Linked DNA regions of Homo sapiens: region 2 is linked to region 1. A link is a contact called in ENCODE Hi-C or POLR2A ChIA-PET data. All regions are on one chromosome and are shown on one strand. The core of a region is the stretch at or near the end of the contact, and the rest is flanking DNA. Distances in the headings are between cores, read along the strand shown.

The links. Hi-C counts contacts between places; a loop is a spot of excess contacts on that map. ChIA-PET counts read pairs that join two places held with the same protein, here RNA polymerase II (POLR2A). Pooled maps may share reads with other maps.
Region 2: a loop to region 1 is called in a map of GM12878, with 2.7 times the contacts of the local background. The contact joins the enhancer-like site here to the promoter of URI1 in region 1. A Hi-C loop is called at or near these places in 2 of 168 maps with a recorded cell type or tissue (GM12878 and dorsolateral prefrontal cortex), 7 of 37 single-sample maps with no recorded cell type and 6 of 50 pooled maps. POLR2A ChIA-PET finds 5 or more read pairs at or near these places in 9 of 52 experiments (A549, AG04450, GM10248 and 6 more).

What each region holds. Positions count from the first base shown.
Region 1 is chr19:29,938,406-29,946,116 of GRCh38, forward strand. It overlaps URI1 (URI1 prefoldin like chaperone), which reads left to right and starts at 3,834. Exons shown (of 11, transcript NM_003796.3): 1 at 3,834-4,259. The coding sequence starts at 4,143. RefSeq lists an enhancer at 3,580-3,669 and a silencer at 3,690-4,359.
Region 2 is chr19:30,027,726-30,035,436 of GRCh38, forward strand. No RefSeq gene overlaps it. Among named protein-coding and RNA genes, the nearest start is that of URI1, 89 kb to the left of the region's middle. RefSeq lists enhancers at 2,578-2,627, 2,693-3,192. Within about 2 kb of position 2,591, at least 3 of the 41 ENCODE cell types and tissues checked have a DNase peak (open chromatin) inside an H3K27ac peak, as active enhancers do; they include GM12878 and PC-9, where a contact is called at or near this core.

The sequences.
Region 1 (7,711 bases), core at 2,584-5,083:
GAGCAGCAAACCATTCATGAGGGATCCGCCCCCAAGACCCAAACACCTCCCACTAGGCCCCACTTCCAACATTAGGGATCACGTTTCAACATGAGATTTTGAGGGAACAATATCCAAACCATGTTAGTGGCCCTCTATTGACTCCAACATCTATGAACAGGGCTGGTGCTTGCCTTGGTCAACTCTTGTCTCCCATTCCCAGTGGGGGGCCTGGCACATGAAGAAGGGATTAACCAATAATAAGTAATAAAGTAATAAGGTAATAAAATAATATTTACTTTTTTTTTTTGAGACAGAGTCTCACTCTGTCACCCAGGCTGGAGTGCAGTGGCACCATCTCGGCTCACTGCAAGCTCTGCCTCCCGGGTTCATGCCATTCTCCTGCCTCAGCCTCCTGAGTAGCTGGGACTACAGGTGACTGCCACCACACCTGGCTAATTTTTTGTGTTTTTAGTAGAGATGGGGTTTCACCATGTTAGCCAGGATGATCTCGATCTCCTGACCTCAGGATCTGCCCACCTCAGCCTCCCAAAGTGCTGGGATTACAGACATGAGCCACTGTGCCTGGCCTACCATTTTTTTTTTTTTCTGAGAGGAGTTTCACTCTTGTTGCCCAGGCTGGGGTGCAATGGCATGATCTCGGCTCACTGCAACCTCCACTTCCAGGGTTCAAGTGATTCTCCTGCCTCAGCCTCCCCAGTAGCTGGGATTACAGGCATGCACCACCACACCTGGCTAATTTTGTATTTTTAGTAGAGGTGGGGTTTATCCATGTTGGTCAGGCTGGTCTTGAACTCCCGACCTGAGGTGATTTGCCTGCCTTGGCCTCCCAAAGTGCTGGGATTACAGGCGTGAGCCACTGCGCCTTGCCAATTTTTTTTTTTTTTTAGACGAAGTGTCATTCTGTTGCCCAGGCAGGAGTGCAGTGGCATGATCTCTGCTCACTGCAACCTCTGCCTCCCAGGTTCAAGCGATTCTCCTACCTCAGCCTCCCGAGTAGCTGGGATTACAGGTGTGTGCCACCACGGCGGCTAATTTTTGTATTTTTAGTAGAGATGGGGTTTCATCATGTTGGCCAGGCTGGTCTCAAACTCCTGACCTCAAATGATCCGCCTGCCTCCACCTCCCAAAGTGCTGGGATTACAGGCATGAGCCACTGCGCCCGGCCAAAGCTGATCATTTGAAAGTGTGATAAGTGCTACAAAGAAAATTTAAAAAGTGAGGTGAGGGCAGATGCCTAGAGGAGAGGGGAGGGGCTTTTGTGGACAGGAGATCAAGAAAGCCCTGTTATTATTTGAACTGAGGCCTGAGTAATGGCAAGGAGGCAACCATGGAAAGATATGGGAGAAATATTGCAGGCAGAGAGATCAGCAGGTGCAAAGGCCCTGAGGCAGGAACTAGTCTGGAGTATCTGAAGAAGAGAGAAATTGTTGTGGTTGGCTTGAGTGGTAGGGGGCTTGGTTGGAGGTGGGGAAGGTGGGTCCGACAATGCTGAATTCTAGTAGGATGTCTGGATTTGATTCTGGTTGCTGTGGGAAGCCATGGAGGGCCCTAGAAGGGAGACTGACATGACCTGATCCCCTTTGAAAAGCTCACCCAGACTGCTGAGTGGATAATAGTTTAGAGGTGTGCGAATTGGATGTCTTTGGCTGCTCATGATAGAAAATTGTCCTGGTCATTTAGAAAATTTACTGGCCTTTTAAACGGGAAGTTCAGAAGTGATGCAGACTCCAGAGCTGGTTGATTCAGCCCTGGATCAAGTTCTGTGATGCTGTCAAGGATTGGGTTCTGTTCTCAGCTCTGCTGACCACAGATCGCACTTCATTCTGAGTACTGGAGTGTCTAGGTGGTCTGGGGGGCTGTCTGATACACATGGGGCTACCTGCTTTGCACTTCCTGGCCAAGGGGATAGACTGATTCCTTATGGGAGCACTTTTGAAGAATGAGGAAGAACCTTCTCAGGAGAGGCGTGGTGGCTCTTGCCTGTAATCCCAGCACTTTAGGAGGCCAAGGCGGGTGGATCACTTGAGGCCAGGAGTTTGAGACCAGCCTGGCCAACATGGTGAAACCCTGTTTCTACTAAAAATACAAAAATTAGCCAGGTGTGGTGGCACGCGCCTGTAGTCCCAGCTACTCAGGAGGCTGAGGCAGGAGAATCGCTTGAACCCAAGAGGCAGAGGGTGCAGTGAGCCAAGATGGCACCATTGCACTCCAGCCTGGGCAACAGAGGAAAAAAAAAAGAACCTTCCCAGAAGCCTCCAGGAAGTCTCTGTTTGGACGACATCGCACACCCATTCTTGAACCAACTATTTAGAAGGGAGATGCATCACCCCCTTTGCCTGGAGCTAGGGGGTGGGTCAGCTTCCTACAGGCACAGGACTATGTGGTCGCGGGTTAAGCCCCTAAACGAGGGGAAGTGGGGTGGGCAGCAGCCGATCTCCATTACAAGGGACAAGAGTAGGGGCAGCAAGGCCAGATCAATGGTTGCTGAGGTGGCTGGGGATGGAGAGAGGATGGTGGTGGTAGAAGAGATGGTAACAATGGTCAGGTCCTGGCTGTTCCAGAGGTGATGATGGTTGGATATGCAGTGAGGAAAAGACAGGAATGAACATTTATCTTTTCCCAAGTTGTCCTTGCTTTCTTCCTTTGAAGCCATAAAAAGGAAAAAAAGGGTGGATCTGGACTTGGGAGCTGGGCAGGAGTGAGGGAAGAGAAGCAGAGCAAGCAGGCACACCAGGCTGTGACTCTGCAGGCATCTCTCTGCCTAGACTTGTCTGTATGATGTGGAACGAACACGACCCATCTTTACTGCTAGCGACTGCAGCAGATAAGGCAAGGCCACTTTCACGCAGTTAGGTTAATAGGAGGCTGTACAAAGGGCTGTAGGAGGAAGTGGGCACAGGAGTTCTAAAATAATTGGAACGGCCAGGTGTGGTAGCTCACACCTGTAATCCTAGCACTTCAGGGAATCCAAGACAGGAGGTTAGCTAAGACAGGAGGCTCGCTTAATGTCAAGACCAGCCTGGGCAACATAGGGAGACCCCGCCTCTACAAAAAATAGAAAAATTAACAGGATGTGTTGGTGCGGGCCAGTGGTCCCAGCTACTCCTGAGGCTGAGGTGGGAAGATCGCTTGAGTCTAGGAGTTTGAGGCTGCAGTGAGAAATGATGGCACTACTGCACTCCAGCCCGGGCGACAGACCAAGACTCAGTCTCTTAAAAAAAAAAAAAAAAAAAAGAAAAGTGGGGGCAAAGTTATCCTTGGAAAATTTCTTAGTCCATTCATAGCAGCATATTAAAATTAGTACAGTAGCTTAATTTATATAAGAGAAAATACAATGTGTACAGTAATTAATGAACATGCAAAATATAATTGTATATTTCAACTCACTAAAAAGGCACAGAAAGAGTTGAATTTGCTAAAATTAAATGTGCTTATGAAACAGCTCTAGTACATGAATTAAGCTCCTAGATACAGATGCAGCGCCAAACGACGGGGAGGGAGATGGGGCACTCAAGGCGACACGCGGCTCTTGTTGCCGAGCGTTTCCTGGGCGTGGAGCTTCTATAGAATGTAAGCTTTTTTTTTTTAAGGTTCCAAAGCCTATATTTAGTGCTTTCATATACGTAATCTCAAAAAAAAAAAAAGAAAGAAATATCGGCATAAAATGTAAGCTTCCAGAGGGATACAAACGCAGCCCAGCGCGGACACCGCCAGCCCCAGCCACGCGGTTCGCATCAAGCGCACTCCCCTGGGGGCGGGGCCTGCGCGAGCTGGGCGTGTCGGGGGCGGGGCCTGCGCGCTTGCTTCCGGCGTGCCGCGAGAGGCGGGGCGTGTGGGGAGGCGCGGCCGCCACGCGACGCCTGGCTGGGCCCGCACCGGAGAGGCGTCTCGGTACCTGGCAGGCGGCCTGCTACTCGGAGCCCGCTGCGGGGCGGCGGCGGCGGGGACATGCACGTGTGAGATGCGGCAGCGGGCGGCGCGGACGCGAACAGCAGCGGCGGCGGCGGGCGCGGCCTCCTGGGCGCGGGGCGCGCGGTGCCTGAGGGCGGGCGCGCGGGCGCTGGGCAACTGCCGGCCGCGCCGCCTGCGCAGGCGCTGGTTCAGGACTCACACGCCGCGCTGAGGCCCGCGGGCCCGTCATGGAGGCGCCCACCGTGGAGACGCCCCCCGACCCCTCGCCCCCTTCGGCCCCGGCCCCTGCCCTGGTTCCGTTGCGCGCCCCGGATGTGGCGCGGCTGCGCGAGGAGCAGGAAAAGGTAACTAGCAGCCCCGCGCCGCTTCCGCCTCCGCCCGCCGGGCTGCCCCTGCCTGTGCTCTGGGCCGCCGCCCCGCGTGGCCTAGGCCCAGCTGCCCGGGCCCCCGGAGGGAACGGGGATAAACTTTTGTCACGTGCTTCTGTTGTCTTTGTCTGCAGCCCTTTGACTTCGCAGCGGAGTGAGGGGTGTGCAGCCCGTTCGCCTGCCCAGGAAAGGGGGCTTCTGAGCTGAAGGCGTGCGGCAGCGCGTGGGAATTTGGGGGCGGGGGCAGCACGCTGTCAACGGAAGCGTTCGCCTTAATATTTGTAGCTTGTAATGACCTAAACATTGCTTAAAATGTGTACTGTTTGTTGCTCTTTGATTGCACGGAAAAGTTTTACCGCGTTTGTCATGATAATGCTTCCTGTGCAATATTTGGTTATTTAATATTTGTCACAATATAATGCCATTTAAACATTAAAAAAAAAAGAGAGTCTCACTATGTTGCCCAGGCTAATCTCGAACTTCTGGCCTCAAGCGATCCTCCCCCTCCTACCCTTCCCCACCTCGCCTCCCAAAGTGTTGGGATTATAGGCCTGAGTCACCGCACCCGGCTCATTTTTACAAATTTTAATTTCATCGTATAATAAATGAGTTTTAAACTACTGGTGAAAAGGGTACAAAGTTTTGTGTTTCCTAGTGGGACTTTATATAAAGAAGTATTCCCAATTTAAGAAATAGTTTTATTGTTAAATCTGATTTTTCTGTGGATTCTGTGGTCTTTCAGATTGATTCTGTCCCCTCAAGTGTCTTGAAATTGTTACTTTGAAAAGCAGTATTTAATTTGCTTAAAATATTTTATGTCATGTTTGGAAGAGCATGGATTATAAAGGGTTAGGAAGTTGCTTCAACACTATAAGCAGTTTAAAAGTTCTTAACTTTTTAATTGAACATTCCTGTATAAGAACGACTGTTTACATAGATACAAAAATATACTCAGTTCTACTAGATGGGGGTTTTGATAGAACTTAAAAAACCCTCGTTTGCTTGGAAACCACCTGTTGGGATGAACTGCGGGAATCTTTCTTTGTTCTGGTTGGTTTAAATTATTTTGTGGGTTGGATTTTCATTTCTCAGCCATTTTTCTCTAATAACGCAACTGTTAGGTTTGGAAGCCATGTTTTCAAGATGAAGGTTTAAAAATCCAGTGGCTAGGGTGGTGACTCAAACCTGTAATCCCAGCTGCTTGGGATGTCAAGGTCGTGGAATTGCTTGAAGCCAAGGAGTTCGAGATCAGCCTGGGCAACACAGGGAGACCTCCGTCTATACAAAAAAATACAAAAAATTAGCCGGGCCATGGTGGTGCACGCTTGTAGTCCCACGTACTTGGGAGGCTGAGGTGAGAGGATCACTTGAGCTCAGGCGTTTGAGGCTGCAGTGGGCCATGGTCATGCAACTGCACTTCACCCTGGGCGACAGAGTGAGACCCTGTCATTCATATATATATATATATATATATATATATATATATATATATATATATATATATAAAACTTAACTAGTTTGGCGTCTTTAAATTAGAAGACATTAATGTATTTTTTTAAAAGAGAAAGATAGAAAAAGAAGAAAGAAAAAACAGCCCCTCATGAAATCTTACTCCTTTTGCCAAAACTTGGCATTTTTTATTCTTTCAGAGAATGTGACACAGACCCTCAGAGGATGGTGTTTCTATTGCCTTTCCTCTGCTGCAGTGGGTTAATTTCACCTCCTTCAGTGTATAATACGTGCATAATGCTGACTTGATATGTTTTCTGCCATTTGGCATATTAAAAAGATATCCTTAGTTTTATTCTGATGTTAGTGTGACTGAAATGCAAAGGATACTTTTTGGGGTGCTCTGAACAGCTTTCTGGTATCGTGTTGAGTTACATTGGAAGAGAGAGTAACTGCTTTTTCAGTTACAGTCTTGTGGCAAACTGAATGACTGTTTTCTGTAGACATTGACTGTGCTACCAAATTATTTTTCTGTGTTGTGTTAATGTTAATTCGGCACACAAAATAACCACGTATATCTGTCATGGGTGTGTAAAATTATCCCCAGTTCAGGAAAAAGCGCGTCAGTATTTAATCTATCTTTATTTAATAGAAGCATTTGCTTCAGTGGACAGGAGACCCACAAGGCCACAAAATAAACTGATTAGATAGCTGCACTGTAATTATAGTGTAGTACAGGAAAACTACCCAGTAAATCGGCAGTGAAAATTTTTTGTGAAGCAATTTATTTAGGCTTTAAAGCTGGCCCAGTTGTGGGAGTACAGTGAGTTCTAGTAAAGTAGAAGCGTAGTGACATCCTGAGTGTAGAAGGGGAAAATGTCATAGTAGCTTCATATGTGGCACTTAGTATTCCTTTATGAAAGATGAATCAAACATGCTTTTAAGCTCTTGGCCTTTCCCTACATGGGTTTTGTGAGACAGAGTTAAACTCTGCAGAAAATGATTTGAATGACTGTTCTCAGTTTTCCCTGAGAGGGTACCTACCTAGTTGGCTGTAGATGCAGAGAGAGAAATGAGTTCCTTACACACAGTGGGTGCCTTAGGCTTAGGGCATAATCTTCTCTGGGAGCCTTGATTGAGAGGGGCTGGTAGGTAATGTGGCTTAAATGTTGCTCATTAGTTTTGCTCTTTCTTTTTTTCCAAATTCAGCTAAGGAGTATAACAAGTTTTACGCTCTCTCTCTCTTTTTTTCTTGTATGTTCTCTGGAACATGGAATAAAAAGGACAAAAAATTGGCAACCTGAGGAAGAGGACAGACAAGGGGCATGAACAAGCCACAACCTCTAAGTGACAATATCTGTAGTCAGCGGTTAGGATCAAATATTTTAACATTGCTTTCACTTACAGTCAATGGTGAAACATTTCCAAAACAATTTATTTTAGTTAGAACTTCGGTTTGTTTCTATTTTGATCTAGCAATAAAACATGTAAGAAACATTCCCTGCAGCTTTGTTTATAAAGAGAAAAACTAAAAGTCTGACATTGGGGGATTGGTTAAATAAATCAGGAGCTGTTACGTAGGCATTGAAAACTAGGACAGTATGTATAGGGTGGTTCCAGTTACGTTTATATAAATATTTACACATTTTACATAGGAAAACACCATTGTTTTAAAAGTACACAATTTTATTATTTTACCTAAAAGTTTGTAAAATTGGATGGGATTTTTTTTTTTCCAAAAAAAGCTATTGATAAAACTTATTTTAATTTTAACGAAAATTGGAATGTTACTTTAATTGCAAAACACTTTCTGAGCCTGAAAAATGGCTCTTGGCTGGTTTGAATGCCGGTTAGGCAGGTTTATTTCTTGGTTACTTCAGAGCTGATATATATAATTTATTCAAACAACCATCTTCCAGTTGATTTCCTTCCCCCCCCCAAAGGTTTTATTTAATCTTCATTTGTTATAAGATACAGGG
Region 2 (7,711 bases), core at 1,341-3,840, 88 kb after region 1:
TATGTTCTCCTGTGTGTGCTTCAAAAGAATACGTATTCTGTTGTTTTATGGAGTGTTCTGTTGATGTCATGTCAAGGTCATTGTTATTGTTGTCTTCTGTATTCTTGCTGATTTTTTGTCTACTTGTGCTATCCGTTATTGAGAGTGGGATACTGAGGCCTTACACTATTATTGTTAAATAGTCCTACCTTTCAAGTTCTGTTAGTTTTTGTTTCATGCATTTTTTTCTCTGTTGTTAGGTACATATATGTTTGTCATTGTCATATCTTCTGATTAATTGAAGCTTTTATTATTACAAAATGTCCCTTTTTTCTCTAGTAACATTTTAATTTTAAAGCCTATGTCAGTTTTGTCTGATATGATTATGACCACTCCACCTTGGTTATGGTTATGCTTATGTGGTATCTCTTTTTTCATCCTTTTTAGCATTTGTATCTTGTGGGCAGCATGTGGTTGAATTTTGTTTTTAAAAAGTCTATTTTGCCAGCCTGTCTTTTTATTGAAATGTGTGTTAATTCATGTAATTGTTGATATGGCTCATTTACATATCAATAGCTCATGCCATTTTGTTAGTCATTTTTTATATGTCATGTCTTTTTTGTTCCTCTGTTCCTCCTTGGTTACCTTTTTTTGTGTATGTTAAATAAATCTTTTAGTATAAACTTTGAATTCCTTTACAAAAAGAAACTGTACTTTTTTTTTTTTTAAACCCACAAATTTATTTCTTACATTTGTGGAAACTGGGAAGTCAAGGTTAGCAGCTGATTTGGTTCCTGCCGAGGGCTCTCTTCCTGGGCTGCAGATGGCCTCCTGTGTCCTCACATAGTAGAAGAGAGCTTTACTCTTTTTTATGAGTTATTTTATAGTGGTTGCTCTAGAGTTTATAGGATGCATTGTAACATTATAACCTGCGTCAGAATAATACTAACTTAATTCTGGCAGACTTTGCTTCAGCATAGCTCTAGTCTCTTTTTCCTTTGTCCTATTATTGTAATATATTTTATAACAGTACAGGTTTATTATTTATAACTATATGGGTTCATTATTTTTCCATGCAATTATCTTTTAAGTAAGAGAAGAAAACTTAAAAAGAGTATTTTTTCTATTTTTTACATTTGCCTACATAATTACTTTTACTGGTACTTTAATTTTTTATGTGGATTCAAGTTACCATCTGGTGGTGTTTCCTTTCAGCCTGAAGTACTTGCTTTAGCATATCTTGTAAAAAAAATTTTGGTGGCAACAAATTCTCTTTGTCTATCTGGGAAGATCTTTATTTTTGTCCTCTTTTTTGAAGGATAGTTTTACTGGATTTAGAATTCTTGTTTGACAGTAGAGTATGTTATACCACTTAATTCTGGCCTTCATTGTTTCTTTTGAGAAGTCAGCTGCTAATTTTACTGGGGTTCCCCTGTGCATGATAAGTCCATTTTTCTCTTGCTGCTTTCAAGATTTTGATGTGTATCGGTGTGGATATTTTAATGTTTATTCTACTTGGATTTTATTGAGATACTTGGATATACAGATTTATACTTCTTACTAAATTTGGAATGTTTTCAGACATTAAAAACTTCTATGACTCTTCAAAAGATGTCAAAACTTGTATGGCCCTCACTATTCTTTTCTTCTGGGATTCCCATTATGCATATGTTGGTATTGATTGTAACCCACAGATTTCCTACTTGGTTCATTTTTCATTCTCACTTCTGTTCTTCAGATTGTGTAATTTGTATTGATTTATCTTTGAGTTCACTGATTCTTCCTTCTGCATTCAAGTTTGCTGTTGTCCCTCTAATGAAGCTTTCACTTTAGTTACTTTTCAACTCCAGAATTTCCATTTTTTAAAAAATGTTGATCTCTTTATTAAGTGTTCTCTGATTAGTCATTGTTTTCATGCTTTGATTAAACACGGTTTTCTTTTGTTCTTTGAAGATGTATTTTTATTGGCTGCTTTGAAGTCTGTCTGTTAAGTCCAACATTTGGGAACCCTTGGAAATAGCTTCTGTTTATACTGAGTATTTTTTTTTTTATACTAGATAAGCCATACTTTCCTGTTTAAAACTGGACATTTTAAATAATACATTGTAACAGCATTTATTTCTGATACTCTCCTGCCAGGGGTTATTGTCCCTTTTTTTGTTTGTTTTATGACTTGGCCAAGATTAATAATGAGTTTTTCTCTACAGCGTGTGGCCTCTGATGTCTCTCCTCAGTTATGTTTGACTACTTATGGGTCACCTTGGATCAATATATCTTAGTGATCAGCTGGTGACTGGTCAGAGATTGTACTTAGGCATCTTGTTTTGGTAAGACTTTCATCCTTTGTCAAAGTCTCTGTTTTGTTTGAGGAACACACTGAAAATTTATGCAGTTTACGAGTCTTCCCTGGGGGTATGTATATAGTTAGAGCCTTCTCTGGTCTCTCAGCATGTTCATACCCTAATATGCCCATTACCTTTCAAAATGTAAGCTTATCAAGGACTATGATTGTCTCACTTCCTGATTGTTTCTGTTAAATCTCCAGGCAGAAAATTTTTTTCTTCTGATCTCTTTTTTGGCCCAGCTATAGTATTTCAGCTTCAGGTCATCTATGATGTATGTGGACCTCTCCTATGTTTGGCACTGAAATTGCTATATTTAACAAAGCCCCTGGGCGTTGGGTTTTTCCACGTTGTTTCAGATTGAGTCAGCTCCCTACAGTATAAATGCTTCTGGTTTTACAAGCTGTCCCACCCTGTTAGAACTATTGTCTGAAGGAGCTGGGGTGAGGGAGAGTGGTCACAATGCCACATACTGTCATCATTTTTACCCAACTTTCAGTAGTTTTCTTGAATAAACACTTCTCCATTTGTCCTATGTTTTGGTCAATACTCAGAGGTGAAAAGTAGTTGTTTTTGATAATTTTGTCTAATTTTTTTAAAAGTCTGTTTTTTAAGAGCAATTTTAGATTCACAGCAGTACTGAGCAGAAGGTACAGAGATTTTCCATATATCCCATGCTCCCACACCTGCATAGCCTCCCCTATCATCAACATCCCCACCAGAGTGATACATTTGTTACAATAGTTGAATATCCATTGCCACAGTAGTTGAATATCCATTGCCACATCATCACCCGAAGTTGATAGTTTGTATTAGAATTCACTCTTGGTGGACATTCAGTTGCTTTGGATAAATATATAAGAACACATATCCACCATTATAGTTGCTGAGTAGTCTCACTGCCCTAAAAATCCTCTGTGCTGTGCCTATTCATCCGTCCCTATGCCCCAATACCTGGTAATCACTGATTTTTAAAATTGTCTCCATAGTTTTGCTTTCTCTGGGATGTCATGTAGTCGGAATCACATAATGTTTAGCTTTTTAAGATTGGCTTCGTTCTCCTTTGAGTTTCCATAATGTCTTTTCATGGTTTGATAGATCTGAAAATAATATTCCATTGTCGGGATGTACCGCAGTTCATCCATTCACCTACTGAAGGACATCTTGGTTGCTTTCAAGTTTTGGCAAGTACAAGTAAAACTGCTATAAACATCAGTGTGTGGCTTTTTGTGTGGACATACGTTTTCAGCTTCTTTGGGTAAATACCAAGTGGTATGATTGACAGATCATATGGTAAGACTATGTTTTGTAAGAAACTGCCAAACCGTCTTCCAATCTAGCTGTACTATTTTGCATTCCCACCAGCAATGAATGAAAGTTCCTGTTGCTCCACATTCTAGCCAATATTTGGTGGTGTCACTGTTCTGGATTTTGGCTATTCTAATAGGTGTGTAGTGGTAACTCATTGTCATTTTAATTAGCATTTACCTGATAAAACATGATATGGATCATCTTTTCAGATGCTTATTTGCCATCTGTGTGTCTTCTGGTGAGGTGTCTGTTAAGGACTTTGGCCCCTTTTTTAGTCAGGTTGTTTTCTTATTGTGTTCAATTTAATACTTATTTGTGTATTTCAGATAACAATCCTTTGTCAGAAATGCCTTTTGCAAATATTTTCTCCCAGTCTGTGGTTTGTCTTTATATTCTCTTGACAGTGTCTTTCACACAGCAGAAATTTTAATGAAGTCCAGCTTATCAGTTTATTCTTTCATGAATCATGCCTTTGCTGTCATATCTAAAAGGCCATTGCTAAATCCAAAGTCATCTAGATTTTTCTCCTATATTCTAGAGTTTTGTAGTTTTGCATTTTATATTTAGGTCTGTGACCAGTTTTGAGTTAGTTTTTGTGAAGGGTGTATGGTCTGTGTCTAGATTTGTTTTGCATATGATGTCAGGTTGCTCCAGCACTATTTGTTGCAGACTTTCTGCTCCATTCCATTGCCGTTCCTCCTTTGCCAAAGATCAGTTGACTGTATTTATGTAGCTCTGTTTCTGAGCTGTCTGTTTCATTTCATTGACCTGTTTCTCTCTTATCAATACCATACTGTCTCGATTGCTGTAGCTTTGTAGTAAGTCTTGAAGTCTGAAAATGTCAGTTAACTTTGTTCTCCTCCCATATTGTGTTGGGTATTCTGGGTCTTTTACCTCTCCATGTAAACTTTAGAATCAGTTTATTGGTATCTACAAAATAATTTGCTGGGATTATGAATGGGATTGCATTGAATCTATAGATCAAGTTGGAAAGAACTGATATCTTGACAGTTGAATCTTCCTGTCCATGAACATGGAGTACCTCTCCATTGATTTAGTTCTTTGATTTCATTTGTCAGAGTTTTGTATATAAGTCTTGTACATAACTTATTAGATTTAAACCTAAGTATTTCATTTTGAGGGTGCTACTGTAGATGGTATTGTGTTTATAATTTCAAATTCCACTTGTTCACTGCTGGTGTATAGGGAAGTGATTGACCATTGTAACCTTGCTATAATCACTTATAAGTTTCAGGAGGTTTTCTTTTTTGGTTGATTCTTTCCAGTTTTCTACAAAGATGACTGTCATCTATGTACAAAGACAGTTTGGCTTCCTCCTTCCAAATGTGTATACCTTTTATCTCTTTTTCTGTATTATCAAGGACTTGCAATATGAAGTTGAAAAGGAGTGGTGAGAGGGGATATCCTTGCCTTGTTCCTGATTAGTGGGAAGGCTTCAAGTTTCTCACCATTAAGTATGATGTTAGCGTGGGTTTTTGTAGATTTTTAAAAATTAAATTGAGGAACTTCACCCTATTCCTAGTTTACTGTGAGTTTTTATTATTAGCAGGTGTTGGATTTTGCCAAATGCTTTTTCTTCATCTATTGATGTGATCATGTGATTTTTTTCTTCTTTACCTTGTTGATGTGATAGATTACATTGATTTTCAAATGTTGAACCACCCTTGCATACCTAGAATAAATCTCACTTGGTCATGGTGTATAATATAATCCTTTGCATACATTTTTGGATTCAGTTTAATAATATTTTCTTGAGTTTTGCATCTGTGTTTATTAGCAATATTTGTCTGTAGTTTCTTGTAATGTCTTTGCCTGATTTTCATATGGTAATGCTGAACTCATAGAAGTAGGGAGTACTCCCTGTGCTTCTATCATCTGAAAGAGATAGGAGAGAATTGGTGTATTTTTTTTTTTTCCTTAAATGTTTCATAGAATTCATAAGTGTATCTGTCTGGGCCTGCGCTTTGTGTTTTGGAAAGTTATTAATTATTTAATAGAGATAGTCTTATTCCGATTGTCTGTTTCTTCTCGTGTGAGTTTTGGTAGATTGTGCTCTTCAAGGAATTGGTCCATTTTTTCTAGGAGTACCATATTTGTGTGCATAGACGTGTTCATAGTATTTCTTGGTTATCCTTTTAATCTCCCTGGGATCTGTAATGACATTCTCTTTTTTTATTTCTGAAATCAGCAATTTGTGTCCTCTCTCTTTTTTCTTAGTTAGCTTGTCTTACTGATTTTATTTATCTAAGAACCAGCTTTTGGTTTGGTTGATTTTCTCTACTGATTTTATGTTTTCAATTTCATTGATTTCTGCTTTAAATTTTTATTCTTCTCCTTACTTTGGAATTAATTTCCTCTCCTTTTTCTATTCTTATAAGGTGAAGGCTTAGATGATTAATTTTAGATCTCTCTTTTCTGATATATGCATTCAGTGTTAAAAATTTTCCTTTAAGCACTGTTTTCACTGCATCCCACAAATTTTGATAAGTTGTATTTTTTATTTTTGTTCAAAATATTTTAAAATTTCTTTTGAGACTTTCTTTGATCCATGTGTTACTTAGAAGTGTGTTGTTTAATCTCCAAGTATTTGGGAGATTTTCCAGCTATATTTGTTATTGATTTCTAGTTTAATTCAATTGTGATGTGAGAGCAGACACTGTATAATTGCTATTTTAAATTTGTTAAGGTGTGTTTTATGACCCCAAGTGTGATTTGTCTTGGTTAATGTTCCATATTAGCTTGGAAAAAATTATGTATTCTGCTGTTATTGAATGAAGTAGTCTGTAGATAACCATTATATCAAGTTAGTAAATGGTGTTAATGAGTTCAGCTGTGTCCTTAACTGATCTTTTGACTGCTGGATCTGCCCATTTCTGATAGATGGGTACTGAAGTTTCTAGGTATAATAGTGAATTCATCTGTTTCTCCTTCCAGTTCTGTCAGTTTTTTCTTATGTAGTTTGATGCTCTGTTTTTAGATGCATACACATTAAGGATTGCTATGTCTTCTTGGAAAATTGACCCCTATGTAACTGTAGAATGCTCCTTTTTTTTCCTGATAACTTTCCTTAATCTGAAGTCTGCTCTATCTGAAGTGAATATAATGACTCTCACTTTCTTTTGATTAATGTTAGCATGGTATATCTTTCTCCATCCATTTACTTTCAATTTATATGTGTCTTTAAGGTTTTTGTAGACAGTGTATAGTTGGGTCTTATTTTTTGGTTCATTCTGACAATTTATTTGTCTTTTAATTGGTACTTTTAAACCATTGGCATTTAAAATGATTATTGATATCGTTGGATTGACATCTACCATATTTTTACTGTTTTTATATTTGTTGCCCTTGTTCTTTTTCCTGTTTTTGTCTTCCACTCTTTTTCTGCTGTTTGGGTTTTTTTGTTTGTTTCTTTTCTCTTATCGATCCCTTGCCTGTTAAATACCCCTTTTGATTTTAATTGAGCATTTTTTATGATTCCGTTTTCTCTACTTAGCATATCAGTTATACTTTTTAAAAGCATCTTTTTAGTAGTTGCCCTGGAGTTCGGAACATCTACAGCTAATCCAAGTCCACTTTGAAATGATGATACTATACCATTTCATGGGTAATGCAAATGCCTTACAACAATCCTTATTCCTCCTCTCTGCTGTTCCTTGTATTGTTGCTGTTATTTATTTGACTAACACATCAGTATACATAAACATGTATATGTACATAGGTATACAAAATCAAATGCATTGTTGGTACTATTATTTGGAACAAATTGTTATCTGTTAAATAGGTAAGAATAAGAAACTAAGTTTCTGTTTTACGTTTACCTCTTCCTTATGCTCTTTATGAAGATCCGAATTTCTGAACTATATGATTTTCCTTCTATCTAAAGAACTCCTTTAACACTTCTGGAGTGCAGTGCCATGATCATGGCTCATGGCAGTCTGAATTCCTGGACTTCAGCGATCCTCCCACCTTGGCCTCCCAAAGTGCTGGGATTTCGGGTGTAAGCCACTGCACCTGGCCTCTCTCCTTTATTTTCGAAGGCTATTTCTCAGGATATAGAA